Regions from separate parts of the Homo sapiens genome. Here region 2 is linked to region 1. The links are chromatin contacts, found by Hi-C or POLR2A ChIA-PET in ENCODE. All regions are on one chromosome and are shown on one strand. The core of a region is the stretch at or near the end of the contact, and the rest is flanking DNA. Distances in the headings are between cores, read along the strand shown. Region 1 holds the start of LIMD2 (LIM domain containing 2). Region 2 has its middle 15 kb from the start of CYB561.

What was found. A loop is a pair of places that touch in the nucleus more often than their neighbours do. ChIA-PET counts read pairs that join two places held with the same protein, here RNA polymerase II (POLR2A). Pooled maps may share reads with other maps.
Region 2: a pooled map shows a loop between it and region 1 (4-fold over the local background). The contact joins the enhancer-like site here to the promoter of LIMD2 in region 1. A Hi-C loop is called at or near these places in 2 of 50 pooled maps. POLR2A ChIA-PET finds 5 or more read pairs at or near these places in 5 of 52 experiments (A673, CD4-positive, alpha-beta memory T cell, H1 and 2 more).

What each region holds. Positions count from the first base shown.
Region 1 is chr17:63,698,804-63,702,364 of GRCh38, forward strand. LIMD2 (LIM domain containing 2) reads right to left here and starts at 1,322. Exons shown (of 5, transcript NM_030576.4): 1 at 1,229-1,322; 2 at 454-545; 3 at 225-266; 4 at 1-135. The coding sequence starts at 495. LOC729683 (a long non-coding RNA gene) reads left to right here and starts at 1,535. Exons shown (of 1, transcript NR_046273.1): 1 at 1,535-3,561. RefSeq lists silencers at 201-430, 521-980, 1,071-2,030, 3,221-3,300 and enhancers at 1,735-2,320, 2,321-2,905, 2,701-2,800.
Region 2 is chr17:63,459,170-63,462,929 of GRCh38, forward strand. No RefSeq gene overlaps it. Among named protein-coding and RNA genes, the nearest start is that of CYB561, 15 kb to the left of the region's middle. RefSeq lists an enhancer at 1,673-1,742. Within about 2 kb of position 1,747, at least 12 of the 41 ENCODE cell types and tissues checked have a DNase peak (open chromatin) inside an H3K27ac peak, as active enhancers do; they include OCI-LY7, where a contact is called at or near this core.

The DNA.
Region 1 (3,561 bases), core at 72-2,571:
CTTGGTGTGACAGTGCTTGCAGCAGAAGCAAGAGTTGTGGAAAATGAGCTTGTCGGCCACCAGCCGCTCCATGGGGTACACGGTCTTCTGGCAGGCGGCGCAGGTCTCCTTCACCTGGGCCCGCAGGCTGAAGGACTGTGCGGGAAGCTCAGCCAGGTGCTGCCCCAGTGCTCATCCCGCTCCCTCACACCCCTCCTCCCGCACACCCGGCCCCAGGCCCCTACCTTGGAGCGCTGCACCGTGCTGCTGCCGCCGCCTTTGGCGTCCTGAGGGAGAGGGGCGGTCAGGGCAGGGGCAGCTCCGGGAGGCCCTGGATCAGGGCTGCAGCCATCAGCCCAAGGCCCAGGGGCGCGCCGCAGGGCACAAAGGGGGCCGGCAAACTCTGATGCCTCTCCCCTTCACCCCAGGCCAGGCTCCTGTCCGGGGGGCCCTCCCACCCAGCCGGGCACTTACATGAGAGGGGGTGGCCTGGGCGGCTCCTGCAGCCTGGAACATGGCTCGTTGGAGGTGGAAGCCTCGGGTGGAGAAGCGGCACCCGCTGGGTTCTGCAAGGGGAAGTCAGTCGGGAGGGCCCCGCCAGCCCGGCCCCAGCCTGCAGGGTGGGGGGTGTTGACAGGCAGGGGCTGGGGGGATTGCGGTTGGGACTTTCCCTAAGTCATTTCCTGTTGCTCTTGGTCTTGCCACTTCCGCCCCTCACCCACCTCCCCCACCCCTGCTCCCCAGGGGCCGGGGTCCCGAGTGGCACCGTCCCTCGGAAGAACAAAGTTAGCGGGAGCGGAGGGGCCGGGGGCTCCCGCGCAGCCGCCGTGTGCGTCCCGCGGGCTGGGACCGCTTGGGGTGAGGGGAGGTCGGGGCCGGCGGGGCCGCGATGAGAAGCCGCTGCCCCGACCTGACCCCGGCCCTCGCTGCCCTGCGCCGCGCCCGGGCGTCCAGGCCTAGGCTGCGCAGCCCCTGGACAGCGCCCGAGGTCCCCGCCCGCCCCGCCCCTCGGCCCCCGACCTGGCCCCGCGAGGACCGGACCCCAGACCCCGACGCCGCGAGCCCCGCCAGCGGGTCTCGGCTCCGCCCAGCCGGGGGCCGGCCCTGAAACGAGGACTCGAGCCTGTGCGCCCCGGGCGAGAGCGGCTCGCAGACTCGCCGGGACCCCACGGGCGGCCCTCACCCCACACCCCTCGGCGCCTCTCCCGGTTCCGGAGCCGGACGCGGCCCCTCCCCCCGCGGCTCTCACCAGGCCCGGCCTGGGCCGCGGGGCGGGATCGGTCTCCGGGGGCGCACGGGTACGAGGAGGGCGCGGGCGCGAGCTGCTGCCGCTACCAGTGGTCCCCGAGCCACCGCCGCCGCCACCGCCTTATCGCTGCACCGCCCCCGCCGGCCCCCGCCCCGCGCCCGCCCATTGGCTCCGCCGCGCCCGGAGCCGCCTTCGGGGCCCCGGCGCCGCCGCCGACCCCCCTCCGCGCTTTGTCTTCCCCTCGCCGCCGTCCCCGCCTTTGTCTGTCCCCCGCCCCGGCTCCGCGCTCCCGGCTCCGCAGCGCCCCGCGGGCCTCGCGCTCGCAGGCCTCGGGTACCGGCCGCGCCGTCTGCCCATCCCGACGGCGGCCCGGCGTGGGGAAGCAACGGTGGCAGGGACAGGATGGAAGGGCCGCGCTCCGCATCCTACTGGGAGGGGACGAGTTCAGGCTGCGGCGGCTGCGGTCGCGGGACACTGGGCGCTCCCGGCCTGGCTCCGGGATAACCGGGCGGGGCCTGGGCCATTCACTGCCTCGGTTTCCCCCGGTTGGCCTCGCGCGTAGGCGCCGGCGCCCCCATCCCCGCCCAGAGCTGTGGGGCCGCAGAGACCCAGCCGGGGCGACCCCGGAGCCTGGCCCGGGGTCCCTCGGGCGGCCGAGTCCTCCCGCCGCCAGGGGCCGCCCCCGCCCCTTTGCGGCCCACGAGGCTGGCGGCGGCGTCCGGGCACGCGGTCTCCAGGCCCGGCCGCGAGGCTGCGGGGAGGAGCCTGCACGAGGGCCCGGCAGCCCCGGCAGCCCCCCCAGCCCTCGGCGCCTCTGCAACCCTGCGACGGGCTGGGGAGGCCGGTATGCGTGGTTCCCGGAGCACCCGTCCCCCGAGGCTCCACGTACTCAAGCGTTTCTGGGGCGGAATTCTGTGGGCAGCAACGGGGGCCCCCTCTCCAACAAGCGCACCTCATTTCTCACGTGGGAGCCGCGGCCCAGAGAGCTGAGGTGACAGAGCTTGGGCCGCAGAGCTGCTCCCTCCCTGCAGCCGCACAGCAGGCCGGAGGCACAGCCGGCGAGAGACGGCCACTCGCTTTGGAGCGGCGGCGAGGCCGGCGCCTTCCCGGGCACCAGGGACTGCGTGGCTTGGCCGGAAATCAGGCTAGAAGCAGCTCCGGGAAGCACAGCCCTTAGCCCAGCGCCTTCCCACACTGTGGCAGGAATAGCACTGGCGGCCCACGCGCTTGTCAGGGAACAGAACAGCTCTCGCCCGACGCCTGGCAGGGGAGCAGGGAGGCTGCAGCTTCCCCAGCGACCAGCTGTTTCCCAGGCTGGCGGACTCCACGGACCGGCTCCGCGTCTCCTCTCCAGCCTTCTGTTCTCTCTAGAGGAAGATCTGCGTTTTGTCTGCACTGTGGGCCGACTCTCTAGTGGGGAGCGTCAGACCCTCTAAAGTGGCTGCCTCTCGGGAAAGCTTCCACACCTGTCATCAGATTCTCCAAAGGGGCTGTTTGATGCAAGAAACGGGAAGCCCCGGGGGTACTAGGAGCAGGGCTTGCTGCCATTGGGCATGGTGAGGCCCCGGCACCCTGCCCAGGACGGGCCTGTGGGCTGAGCTGCAGATGGGCATTGAGGATGCCCCAACAGCAAGGTGCAGAAGGCATCCAGAAGCAAAGGAAACTGATGACCAGCGTCAAAAACAAACAAAAAAAGGGAACTTGGCTCGGCGGTGGCTCACGCCTGTAGTCCCAGCACTTTGGGAGGCAGAGACAGGTGGATCACGAGGTCAGAAGTCCAAGACCAGCCTGGCCAACATGGTGAAATCCCGTCTCTACTAAAAATACAAAAATTATCCAGGCGTGGTGGTGTGTGCCTGTAATCCTAGCTACTCGGGAGGCTGAGGCAGAAGAATCGCTTGAACCCGGGAGGTGGAGCCTACAGTGAGTCAACATGAAGCCAGTGCACGCCAGCCTGGGCGACAGACTCTGTGTTTGTGTGTGTGTGGGGGGGGGAGGGCGGGGCGAGGCGAAGGGAACTTGAGGTTTAAAGCAGGGGGAGGAGGGCCGGAAATGCTCCCCGCCGCCCCCGACACTCACTCGCCCCAGGCCCCATCCTAGCCCAGGGTCAGTGTCATTCCCTTCACCTTAGCCTCTCACTGCCCAAAGAGGCTTACTTTTCTTCTTTAAACTGCTGTTAAAATTTGGGAGGAAACGGAAAGCAAGGGCACCTGATGGTTCAGTGCAGCTTCAGGTTAGAGGGGCATTTGAGGTGCCTGAGCTGGGGGAGGGCCTTCCCCCTGAGGGACTGGGAGAAGGGTAAGCCATGTGCCCTGGAAGCACTGCAGGGAGCC
Region 2 (3,760 bases), core at 497-2,996, 240 kb before region 1:
TCAAGTTATTCTCCTGCCTCAGCCTCCAAGTAGCTGGGATTACAGGCACACACCACCACACCCAGCTAATTTTTGTATTTTTAGTAGAGACGGGGTTTCTCCATGTTGGCCAGGCTGGCCTTGAGCTCCTGACCTCAGGTGATCCGCCTACCTCAGCCTCCCAAAGTACTGGGATTACAGGCGTGAGCCATCATGCCCGGCCTTGGGTGCTATTTTGAACCCCTTTGATGCCCTGTGAGCAGCTCTCACTTGCCACTCACCCAATGCCTGGGGGGCAGGGAGGTCGACGCTTCATGGAGATTTCCATAGGATGGATGCCTGGTCCAGCAGGGTCCCAATGGGCAGGGGCAGAGGCAGGCAGAGGAAAGGGTCACAAATCTCATAGCCCTAGAAGGGAGTGAGAAGAGGAACTGGCGGGCACAGCCACTCACATCATAGCAGAGGACCTGCACCGTCAAAGCCAAACTAGCAGCATGTCCAAGACCCAAATCCTTCATCTGCTTACCCTCCTTCCCACCTCCCCCAAAACTGTTTCTAGCATGTCCCCCTCCCCATAGAAGGCATCATCACCCCCTCCACTCTTCACCCCCCCCCCAAAGCCAGCCAGTCCACAGCTATCCCTTTCGGTCCCACCTGCAGCCAGCCCCTAAACCTACCACTGCCCTCAGTCGTGGGGTCTCTTCCTTCCTGGTGGTGACAGGGCCTTCTGAGTTTGCTAAGCACAGATCTACACTGCATCAAAGAGATCAGAGAGGTGACTGGGAAAGGCAGATTTGGTCATGGTCCTCCCCAGCTAAAAACCTGTTGCCCTCAGGAGGAAGTCTGAGCCCGCCTTAGCTCCATGGCCTCAGCTTCTGCAGTCTCCGTATCATCCACAGCTCACAGCCTCCTGCCGATCAGTCAGCACGTCTTTCCAGACCTTCTGCTTGAAATGCGAGTCTTCTAACAACTTGCCTGCTGAACTCCTACTCCTCCTTTCAGGGCTCAGCTTAAGCATCGCCTGTGGCCAGGGCTCAGGGCCTGCCCTGCACCTTTCATATCGCCTCTCTGGGAGTGGCTTGTTTAAACATCCCGGGAGCCTGGAGAGGTGGTATCACAGGCATTTGAACCAGAGCGACTCCATCTTGAGTGAGGGCTAGGAAAATGAAGTTGGGACTTGCATTCCCAGAAGGCTATTCCCAGCCTCTAGATGTTTACAGTTAAGGAAATGGATTAATAATGTTTACTAACAAACCCAAACTTCGGAGTGTCCAGATATCCCGATATCTCGAGAACAAAGGCATTCCTAATTTTGCTTCAAAGATAATAATATTGATTCTTGCAAAATTTGGTAATTTTAAAAAAGAATCCTTTATCACAAACCCTGTAGCAGAGCACATCTCCCCATGATCTTTTTTTATCCTATATATATACAAGCACTGTACCTAGGGTGGATGCATTCCTCCTCTTACTTTTGGGAATGCCCTATTCTGTCTATGGAGTAGCTGTTCTTTCACCACTTGACTTTCTAAATAAACTTGCTTTTCCTTTGCACCGCAGACTCGCCCTGAATTCTTTCTTGAGCAAGATCCAAGATCCCTCTCTTGGGGTCTGGATCGGGACCCCTTTCCTATAACAGTGCGACCAGGCTGTCCCTGCTCACCAAGGTGTCTGGGCACGGTCGGTGACTGCTCTTTGTAGGTCTCGGTGAAAACCTGCGGAGGAATGAGTGAGTGTAAGAAAGGGAAGGAGACATTTTTAATTAAGACCAGGCAAGATTAGGCAATAGGAGAAAAGACAGATATGAGTCAAAGCTTACTCACATGTTCCTGGCCTGGGAGGCAGAGATAGATTGTCACTGTCCGCAGCCACGGCAGAGCTGGGCTGTATCCTGGGCCTGAAATGAAGAGGTACCTCCCTCTCCTCCCCTGCTTCCTGGGATTCTGGGCCTGACATCCTATAGCAGGGTACACTGGAGACAGGGCCAGATGAGTTGCCACACTGCATTGTCCCTGGCATGTCACCATTTTTTGTAATTTATTGTTTTTTACTGTGGTGAAATACACCTAACAGCCGGGCACAGTGGCTTACACCTGTAATCCCAGCACTTTGGGAGGCTGAGGCAGGCAGATCACTGGAGGTTCGGAGTTCAAGACCAACCTGGTCAACATGGTGAAACCCCATCTCTACTAAAAATACAAAAATTAGCCAGGCATGGTGATGGGCACATGTAATCCCAGCTACTTGGGAGGCTGAGGCACGAGAATCGCTTGAACCCGGGAGGTGGAGGTTGCAATGAGCTGAGATCGCACCACTGCACTCCAGCCTGGTGACAAAGCTAGACTCCATCTCAAAAAAAAAACAAAACAAAACAAAACAACATCTTGCTTAGTAAGTTTGTGCTTGACCGAAAACTGAGGGGAAGAGCTAAAATGAGACGTGAGAGTTAAGATGGGATTGCTGAGTGAGTCAAAAGAAATTAAGATTGAACTTGACAGTCAGCATTTAAAAGAGAGAAGTCAGATGCACATCGACAAACTGGCCATCTTTCATACGGAAAAGATCTGAGGGTTTGCACTGACTCTCAGTTTCTTTTCTCTTTTTTTGAGACGGAGTCTCGCTCTGTCGCCCAGGCTGGAGTGCAGTGGCTCCATCTCCGCTCACTGCAAGCTCCGCCTCCTGGGTTCACGCCATTCTCTTGCCTCAGCCTCTCGAGTAGCTGGGACTAGGACTACAGGCGCCCGCCACTACGCCCGGCTAATTTTTGTATTTTTAGTAGAGACAGGGTTTCACCGTGTTAGCCAGGATGGTCTCGATCTCCTGACCTCGTGATCTGCCAGCCTCGGCCTCCCAAAGTGCTGGGATTACAGGCGTGAGCCACCGCGCCCGGCCTGACTCTCAGTTTCTATATGAGCTGCAGCAGGTGAGGAGGCTGCCAGAACAACCTCAGCCCTCTTCGGCTGCACCAAGGGAAGGAATTGCATTAAGTGGACCAGGGCTCCCTCTGCGCATGTTAGGCCAGCCCACAGGCTTTACTTAAATACAGGCAGCATAGTTTAGGAGAGATGTGGAAAATCTGCAGTCCATCCATGAGAAGATGACAGAGCATCAGGATACAGAGAACTTCTCTCCCCGGGAATCACTGAAGGCACTGTGTTTCTCCTGGAGAAAAGGAGACATGCTTAGACATGGTTGTGGCCGGGTGTGGTGGCTCATGCCTATAATCCCAGCACTTTGGGAGGCCAAGGCGGGCAGATCACCAGGTCAGGAGATCAAGACCATCCTGGCTAACACAGTAAAACCTCATCTCCAGTAAAAATACAAAAAATTAGCCGGGCGTGGTGGCGGGCGCCTGTAGTCCCAGCTACTCTGGAGGCTGAGGCAGGAGAATGGTGTGAACCTGGGAGGCAGAGCTTACAGTGAGCCGAGATTGCGCCACTGCACTCCAGCCCGGGTGACAGAGTGAGACTCCGTCTCAAAAAAAAAAAAAAAAGACATGGGGTTGCTACCTCTCATCTTGGACAGTGGCCATGTCAAAGAGAAAAGACTCATTGTTTCTCTAGAAAGCACAGTGAAAAACAATAAGCCTGGCCTGGGGCGGTGGCTCATGCCTGTAATAATAAGCCTGGCCTGGGGCAGTGGCTCATGCCTGTAATCCCAGCACTTTGGGAGGCCGAGGTGGGTGGATCACCTGAGGTCAGGAGTTCAAGACCAGCCTGGCCAACATAGTGAAACCCCGTCTCTACTAAAAATATAAAAATTAGCCAGGCTTGGTGGCGCA